2 separate regions of the Mus musculus genome follow, and region 1 is linked to region 2. A link is a loop called in an ENCODE intact Hi-C map of the cell type or tissue named here. Cell type or tissue: heart. All regions are shown on one strand. Links, peaks and the distances in the headings refer to the core of each region. The heading gives the core; the rest is flanking DNA. Region 1 holds the start of Sfrp1 (secreted frizzled-related protein 1). Region 2 has its middle 30 kb from the start of 4930413E20Rik.

Evidence for each region. Hi-C counts contacts between places; a loop is a spot of excess contacts. Peaks named below come from ENCODE experiments on the same cell type or tissue, not always from the same donor. Only the 100,000 strongest peaks of a DNase experiment are listed, where the experiment ranks them.
Region 1: it touches region 2 in a loop (1.9-fold over the local background); 3 of 42 quality-filtered maps call a loop at or near these places.

The regions. Positions count from the first base shown.
Region 1 is chr8:23,408,994-23,413,379 of GRCm38, reverse strand. It overlaps Sfrp1 (secreted frizzled-related protein 1), which reads right to left and starts at 1,878. Exons shown (of 3, transcript NM_013834.3): 1 at 1,052-1,878. The coding sequence starts at 1,595. In heart, for the core only: no CTCF peak of the experiment used is centred there; DNase peaks (open chromatin) are centred at 1,109, 1,229 and 1,969; H3K4me3 peaks cover 3,334 bases; H3K27ac peaks cover 2,644 bases; H3K27me3 peaks cover 800 bases.
Region 2 is chr8:23,502,547-23,506,932 of GRCm38, reverse strand. No RefSeq gene overlaps it. Among named protein-coding and RNA genes, the nearest start is that of 4930413E20Rik, 30 kb to the left of the region's middle. In heart, for the core only: a CTCF peak has its summit at 1,894 (motif pointing right); a DNase peak (open chromatin) is centred at 1,942.

The DNA.
Region 1 (4,386 bases), core at 113-4,112, 94 kb after region 2:
CCCTTCAGAAATGGCCAGGAGGTGCCCACTTCTGTGACAAGGGCCACTGGACAAGAATATATGTTATATACTCCTAAGGCTCGCCTCACAGGAATGAACACAGTCAGGATTCATACCACCAGCATGCTGTGGTGCAGCTATGAGTTCTGTGTGTGTTTCTAGTTTGATTTTGTTTGAGTCTCCAGATTTTCTTTTTCCCTCTCACATGAAAATTTCCCTTTAAATACAGGGTTCCCAAGAGAAATTCGGGCCCCCCAGGGTTCAGTATTTGCAGCACCCAATTTGCAGGTCCTCACCCTTCCAGGAGGAGATAAACAATGAGCTAATTACATTTTTATCTTTCTAATTACCCAAGGATTTGTGTGAAGGAGAGAAGCAGGGGGTAAGCAAGGCTGGGGCACCAGAGGTTTTTGCATCCCCCTTGGTTTGCTAAACTCAAGGTTGCTGCCTGAATTTAGAGGGGAAGAAAGAGAAGTTGCGCTTTCTAAACTTCTTTCCTCTTCCAGATCTGCAACACGACTGGAAGATAAGCTGAGCAAAGAGGATTTCTTGTTGATGGTTTTGTTTTTAGAGAAAAAAATTACAAACTTATGAAAATAAATCCCTCCGTCTTACGTTTGGGGTTGTTTGTTTGTTGTTGTAGTTTGAGCGAGTGGTTTTCCAAGGGAGCAGTGTCTGTCTCGGATGTTAACAGTTTTGGAACAGGACACCGCACTCTCTCTGAAGAGATAGACGTCCTTTTATTTAAAACCTAAGCTTTGCTTTCTTTCAGGTATGGAAAACGCCAGACTGGAGCTTAGGAAGAGCAGCTCCAGGTCTCCCCTCGCCCCCCCCAACCCCCCCCCCCCCACGGCCGAGGCTCACCAGCCATCAGGGAGTACCTGGAGCGGGAGAAGCGCCAAGCGATGCCTGGGCCTCCCAGAAGCTTTAGGGATCGGGTCTGCACACCTTGCGGGTTGCGGTGCGCGGCTCCTGAGCTTTCCCCCTCTACAGCCCTGGGCCAGTGCGGATGGGCGCGGGGGTTCGCGGGCGTGGGAAGGCATACCCTTACCTTGGGGCTTAGAGGCTTCCGTGGTATTGGGCGGGGTCATGGCGATGCAGACGTCGCCCTCGGGGAACTTGTCACATTTGAGCATCTCGGGCCAGTAGAAGCCGAAGAACTGCATGACCGGCTCGCACGAGTCGCGCACGGCCTCGCAGAGCCAGCGACACGGGTAGATGGGCCGGTCCAGACAGACGGGCGCGAAGAGCGAACAGAGGAAGACCTGGGTGCCCATGTGGCAGTTCTTGTTGAGCAGCGGCACCCAGCTGCTGGCCTGCTGCTTCACCTCTGCCATGGTCTCGTGCTCCAGCAGGTTGGGCAGCACCATCTTCTTGTAGCCCACGTTGTGGCACAGCCTCAGGTCCACCGGGATGTCCACGCACTGCGGGGGCTTGGTGTAGAAGCGCCCGCTCTGATACGAGCCGATGTCGGACTGGAAGCTCACGTAGTCGTACTCGCTGGCCGAACCCGCGGCCAGCAGAGCGGCGGCCAACGCCAGCAGCACTCCCGAGGCGGCCCCGCCGCGACCCCGCGCGCTGCGCCCGACGCCCATGTTGCTCGGCGACGTCGGGGCTGCCCACGCTGCCTTCACGCGCGCGTCCCGCTGCAAACTTCCCGGAGCCTCCGGGGACAAAGGCGCAGTGCCGGGCCCCGTCCGGCTCGGCGGCTGCGCGCTGCTCCCCGGGTCTCCGATCGATGGGGTCCTCCGCTGCAGCAGGTCGCCGCGGCGGGGCTGGCGCGGGGCGGGGAGCGCGCGGGGCCGAGTGCTGTCCCGGCTCGCAGAGGCGCGGCGGGCTGCGGGCTGCTGCACCTACTTGCGACGCTGCAGCTCGAATGCGCGGTGTGCGGGTGGCCGAGCCCTGGATCTCCCCGCGCGCAGCCAATCAGCTCCGCGCTGCCGGGAGCCGCTCTCCACACCGCGTCAGTCAGCCGCGCAGTTAACCAATCGCCGCGCCGGCCAGAAGGATCGGTTTACTAGAACTAGACCCAGGTCAACACCCCTTAAAAAGCAAAACCAAAAACTAAGCAAGTACTTTCGAAGGAGGCAAAAGCAAAAGGGAGAGAGTAGTTAGAAGTGCGGGGTGGGTGGAGTCGGAGTTGGACGCTGTAATTAGAGTGAGTCGGTTTGTTTAAAAAAAAAAAAAAGGACTCTTCATAATACTTGCAAATTGATGCAGTTGTGAAGACTTTTTTCTACTTCTTTTCCTAGTTCCAAGGAACAACGCAACAGACCAGCAGCCCTTCGCTCCACGGTTTTAATCTTAGCTGCTTCCCAGCTGCTCGGATGGGCAGGCTGAATTTAGGGAGCTCTTTTAAATTCCCGGGGAGTCTGGGCTTTTGCAAAGACTAAGAGAAGGTGGTGTTTGTGGCTGTGTTCCAGGTGACCGAAGGTAGAACGGGAAAGGGGCTCACTGCGGAGAAGAGCACTGATCATGTGGGTATTAGCTCCCAAGGACAGTTGACGTTTTTAAACGATGTTTTTAAGACCCTACTCAAGTCTCAGCTCTGCAGACAACACATATGTGCACAAACTTACACACACACACACACACACACACACACACACACACAGACGCGTTTGTGGATTAGAAAGCCAAAGCACTAAAAATACCAGCAGTACTGGGTGGGTGGATACCAACTCAAGATACACATGCTAATTCAGAGGTCAAAAACCAAAGGTGTGTCACCCCCTCCCGCATAAGGCAGAAGCCAGGCAAGAAAGAATAACTAAGTCGTCCTCTAGCCTCCCCCACCCCTGACCACACACACCCACTACTCACTTCCTGGGAATTGCTTGAGTGTTCCAAATACTCCCCTTACATTCAGAGAGCTAGGGGTGGGATCTAGAGTAGAGAGGAGACCGCACAAGCAGCCGGAGAAGTTCTCTGGATCACCTCATTCTGTGTTCTTCATAGTGGGTGGAGGGGCAGCAGAGGATGCAGTGTGTTGCGGTACTGGGTGGCAAATGGGTCGCCACTCCTAGTTGCAAAGCCCAACACAGTGGGAGATGCCGCTGGCCCAGGCGGCTGGTTTATAAAGCTCTGGGGAGTCTTGCTTTCCACTCAATAGACCCAATTTCTCCTTTCCGAGTAAAAGCTCCGGAACTTGCAAAGATGCGGGGATCCCTTCTTAAAGCAATCATACACACGCTGATGCTGTGACTCTACTGCGGGAAGCAGCTGCAGCAGGCGGTCAACATGCCTGTCCTTCCTAGGCTGATGAAAGATGCCCAAACCAAACAGGCACATTTGGGTAAGGGAGAAAGTCCATGCGGAGCAAGACTGTGGATGGCCAAGGGTTAATCAAGAAACAGCCCGCAGTGCTCTCCTCCCCGAGGAGCTAAGGAATCACATTCTTCAGCCAGCACAGAGGGCAGGAGACTAGGCAACTGTGTCTCAATTCAGTGGCAGTCAGGGCTGGAACTGCTTGCTAGAGGGTCCTGGTACTCTCCCCAGACCAGATCCTCTTTCTGAGTTCAAATTCTTTCCAAGTTCGCGTCTTCACTGGAAATATTCATGTTGGTAGATAAACAGCCTTTGCCCTCTACTTTAACGTAGTCTCAAGATTTAACCCACTCACCCCTCACTCACCTGTGTACAGTTCTCCCAAATAGAAGGATGTGGGTCTATCCTCTGTTACCCTGCTGGGAATGAGTGCAAGTGAATCCACCTCTGGTGGCTTTGGAGGTCTTCATCAATCCATTCTAGGAAGAACTAACCTATGTCCAGTCAGCATTGTTGACTTAGATGTCGTAGTCGTCGTCGTCGTCCCCCCCCCCCCCCCGTGGTCACAACTATGCTTTGCCCTCTGGGGCTAAGCTATGGGCACAGCTATCATGTTGGGTAAGGAATGTTAGTAGTTGTGTATTTCTGACTCCTAAGGTCCAGCTGGGAAGGGAGGCCTCTGAGTCTTGATCCCACTGATGGATGTCCATCGCATTGAGATGGAGAATGTCCCTGTAGACCACACTACAGCACAGTGTCAGCCAAGGCAGTCTGCGCCTACTCCCTAGTTTTCAGGTCAGCAGATCTCTCATACTTTAAACTCTAATCTCCCCTTCTCTGATAGTATATGCCCGGGAGAAAATTCTAGAACAAAGGGTGTTTAAAATGCTGTTGTCCTAGAGCCGCTCCCAGAAGCCTTGGCTTCAGAGTTTCGGAACTGTGGACCAGGAGAATGCCCTGGCTTCTTCCAGCCCTAACAGTTTAGGTGAGCAGGAACAGAGTATAGCTTTGTACCCTGCCTTTCATTTCTCACCTTGGGAAAGCTCTGGGTTTTCCCACACAGTGAGGTGCCCATACATGAAAATTGGAAAGGACTTTTCCATTGCTTCACCACGGCTT
Region 2 (4,386 bases), core at 100-4,099:
ATGCTTTTGATCCAATTAATTTAAATTACTGTTGCTGTTGTTTGCTGAGACAAAGCCTTGCTCTGTAGCATAGGCTAGTCTAGAAACTATGTAGTTCAGTGCAGCCTCAAACTCATAGCATGTTTCCTGCCCCAGCTTCTTAAGGGCTGGGATTGCAGGCATGAACTGCTGTGCCCAGCTAACTAATCAGTTTCTAATGCACTGATTTACTTATTCATCAGTGGGCTTTAAGGCTAGACGCTCGGGATTCAGTGAGCTGCAAGGAATTTTTGTTCTGGTAGACTTGGCAAGATCAGGAAAATGTGTGTGTGTGTGTGTGTGTGTGTGTACATACACATACATGTAAGTATATACATGCATGCACACACATATATGAAACAGCAATTAAAGAAAAAAGGGCCTTGAATTTGAAAGAGAATCAAAGGGGTGTATAGAATGTTTGAAGGAAGGAAAGGGGAGAGGGAAATGATGTAATTATATTCTAATCTCAAAGAATATTTAATAAAAAAATTTAAGTCAGGTTCTGGAAGGCTCTCTGGAGTGGTCCACCATAGGAGACATGTGTGACGATAAAGTAGCAATGAGAAGGGGTTCTCTCTGCACAGGAGTCCAATGACACCCTGTTCTTGGACTTCTCAGCCTCCTAATCAGAGTTAGAAAGAGATAAATGTCTCTGTCAGCCACTTGCTGCAAGTATTTACTCTCTGGAGCCTCAGTGACCCAAGAAGGAAGGTGGCAATAATGAAGTCAAGTTGAATGGCTGTCAGGAACCACCATGTTGGCTCACAGTAGCTCATCTTGGTTGAATGGTTGCCAGGACCTGCCATGTTGGCTCACAGTAGCTCATCTAGGACCCACCATGTTGGCTCGCAGTAGCTCATCTTGTTTTCATTCTCCTTTTCGGTTTTTGTTTTGCTTTGTTTGGAGACTTGGCATCTGAACACAGGGACTGGGGCAGAGTTCTCGATAATGTCATCCTTACGTCTTTTGTTCTGAAGAAATCACATCTTGGACTTTAAAGTTCCTTTGGGCTGAAACCATCATGATCCTCCCTGAATTGTTTGGAAATCCAGGAAAATGATAAGGCACAAAGCTGCTGTCACCAGCTCAGAGCAGAGTCCAAGAGTGACCAGCAGGTGCTCTCTGGAGCTTTGTAGCCTTGATTCTCCAAGTTGTCTGCATTGTGGGCTCTGCTGTGGTCTTGGGCGCATGGGTTCTTGAGCAATGGCCATAGAGAGATGTCTCCTGTGGGTGATGACAGTTTCCTGGGGCTAAAGCTGTGTCCTGGCACCTCGCATCCGTACTTCGGATCTAGAATGAGAGCCACTTGGAGAAGCGGTCTTACAGCGACACACGTCTGAAGTGTGTGCTGCTGACAAGCAGCAAGGCTTATTGAAAGGCCTGGCAACTAAAGCCCATTAGAACATTTGTCCCCAAGCGGTTTCAACCAAACTTAAGAGCAGCTGCTTCTTAGGTGGCCCTGCTGGCACATGTTCTGAAGCTATGGCCAAGGAGTTGGCCATATGCCACAGTACCAAGTGGCCCTGCCGTTGTTATCAGGCATTGTCCCTTCACGTAGCACAGTCTTTCCTGGACCCTTCTCCTTTTATATTCCCTTCGGGTCTCAGGTCTGAGCCCGGATGGTGAGTACCTTAAAGAAAGCACACTGTGAGGACCATTAGTGGGTAAAGAAATAATCAAAGAACGGATCACAAACCCAGGTACCAGCCATGGTGCCATCTACTCTCCCATCTCCTGTCCTTGGGCCTTAAAAGTCTTTCCCTTTAATAAACTTGTCTCCTTTCCCCTACCAAAGGCAGGCGGGTAGACTTCACATCCCTTTCTTCTTCCTTTCTGCTCCTCTCTTCTTCCTTCTTGACTCTCTGATCTCCCAGTAGGGGGCGTGCGGGGGCCACAAGGCTGTCCACTTACATTATGGTCAGGAATTATCCTCAAGGCAACAATTTCACCCGCACCGATGTAATTATGAAGTATCACCCGAACACACTAGGTATTATTAAATGTGCCATTTCTGGATCCTGGCCAAGGGCTTTGGCAGAGAGAGGACTTACAGGGAGAAAAATTAAGAACATACTCCCAGCACCTCCCACCCTAGCCTAGCCCTGCGCGGCTGTGGAATAGACACACGGAGAGATTTCTGGAAGGGGAAAGCTGTGGGGCACATGGCAGAGTTGAGGTCCTGCGTGGGCCGGGGGGGGCTGGGTAGAGGGGGACTTTGAAAATTAGCAGCTAAAACAATCTTAGGTGGAGTGAAGGACCATGTGGAAGCGATTAAGTACAGTAGGGGTTATTACCCGGCACCTTCATGTTGGCTACTTAGAGACAGGATTTGGATAAACAGAACTGTTCCCGATAGCTAAACGAAGGGTGGTGGGGACTCTTTTCGTCAGGGGAACATTTATCCTTGGAAAAGAGCTGGGGTTGATGGCATGACACATTCCTTTGCAGAGCAAACCCCATGGGAAAGGACTGCAGAAACATCATCTGTAAGGCTGTAATTATCTACGCCTAGGCTAAGGGAAGCCACTGGCTGCTTCTGCCAGGTCCTTTGTGCATCACTAAAGACACAGCTGCCTAGTTTTGTTAAATTGTAGCCATCACTTTATTTGTTCTTTTGTAAACTTACTTGCCAATGTATTTGTGTTACTTTCTTTTCCTGGGGCTGTGTTAAATACCCTGACAAAAGGAACTTAAAGGACGGAGGCTTTGCTCTAAGTCAAGGTTGGAAGACTACAGTTCATCACCTTGGGTAACTAAAGATAGTAGGAGCTTGAAGCAATCAGGTCTCATTGCCTACATAATCAGGAACAGAGAGTAGTGAAAGCTTGCTACCACTAATCCCCCAGATGTGAGCAGAAAGACCATCAACCCAAATTATCAGGGCCAAATGAATTAAAGTAAGCTTTTTTATTTGTATGCATGGATTGTCTCTCCCTACAGGTAGGTTTCAAGAGATCAGCTTTGGACAAAGTAAAATAAGGGCTTTTATAATTAGGAGTAGAGGGGTTCCAGATGCTGGGTTTGGCGGTTACAGAGGAGCCTAACAAGGTGGTCAGAATGGTCTCCTGAAACAAAGACATGATTGCAGGGCGGTCATAACAAGGTGCTCATAACAATGTGGCCATAACAATATGGTCATAACAACTTTTGAAACAAAGGTTGGGTTGCAAGATGGTTATCTGGAACAAAGACATAGTTGCCATCTTGTGGAACAGGCAGGACAAAACCATTTGTAGCTAAAATTTCAGAAGAGACATTGCCCAATCCTTGAGAAAGAGATTTAGAGATGGCTTAGTAGTTATGAGCACTGACTTGCTCTTCTAGAGGTCCTGAGTTCAATTCCCAGCGACCACATGGTGGTTCACAACCATCTTAATGAGGTCTGATGGTCTTATGCCCTTTTTGGTGTGTCTGAAGGCAGCTACATTGTACTCGTATGCATAAAATAAATAATTTTAAAAAGAGAAAGAGAGTAAATCATAAACAGGAATGGACCTAGTTTGTCTTTACTATAAGTTGGCTTTCAAGCCAAAGTTGGAGACAGGGTAGCTCATCAGCTACTGCTAAGGTCTTTTTCTTCATTTATAGAGTCCTTGTTTAGGGAATGGTATGACTCACAATGGACATCTCTTGCCAACTCAATTAATGCAATCGAAGATAACCCACCATAGGCATGCACAGAGGTCCATCTTCCATGTGATTCTAGATCCTGACAAGATAATAGTCAACACTAACCATCACAACTCTATCCCTTGTCATCACAACATGGAAACACTTCATATTTACTCCTTGTACTCCTCTCTGTAAGCTCATGGCCACCTCATAGTGTAGATGCATTCAGTTTATGCATAGTAATACATTCTAGCACTTTAAACTCTAGCACTTTAAAAGCCCAAAGTCTCTGAAATGTAAGCTCCTATAAAACCGAAAAAAGTTAACACACTTCCAATATATAGTGGCAAGAGTAAATATTCCTATTCCAAAATGGAAGACTTGTGGTGTCGCAAGAGACAAGCACAACAAAAAAGTAAACTAAAACCCAGCCAGGCAAACACCAAATCCTCCCAATTCATGTCCAGCAACTGGGACTTCTAGTGTAATCAACTGGGCTCCTAAAGACTGGGGTTCACATGGAGTCCCTTCTGGGTTGGCTCCAATCCATGCTCAAACCTTCTTCGGTGTATGTACAATAGTCCTGGCATCTCTAGTACTTTAGAGTCTCTCCTGCAAGCTTGGCATTGTCTTCTTAGCTTCACAAAACTGACAAATCCTATCACTCATTGCCTTGTCTTAGCACAACTTTGAAACTGTGGAGCAAGACTCTATGATCCCCAGGCCTAGCAAGATAGCACAGCAGGTCAAGAT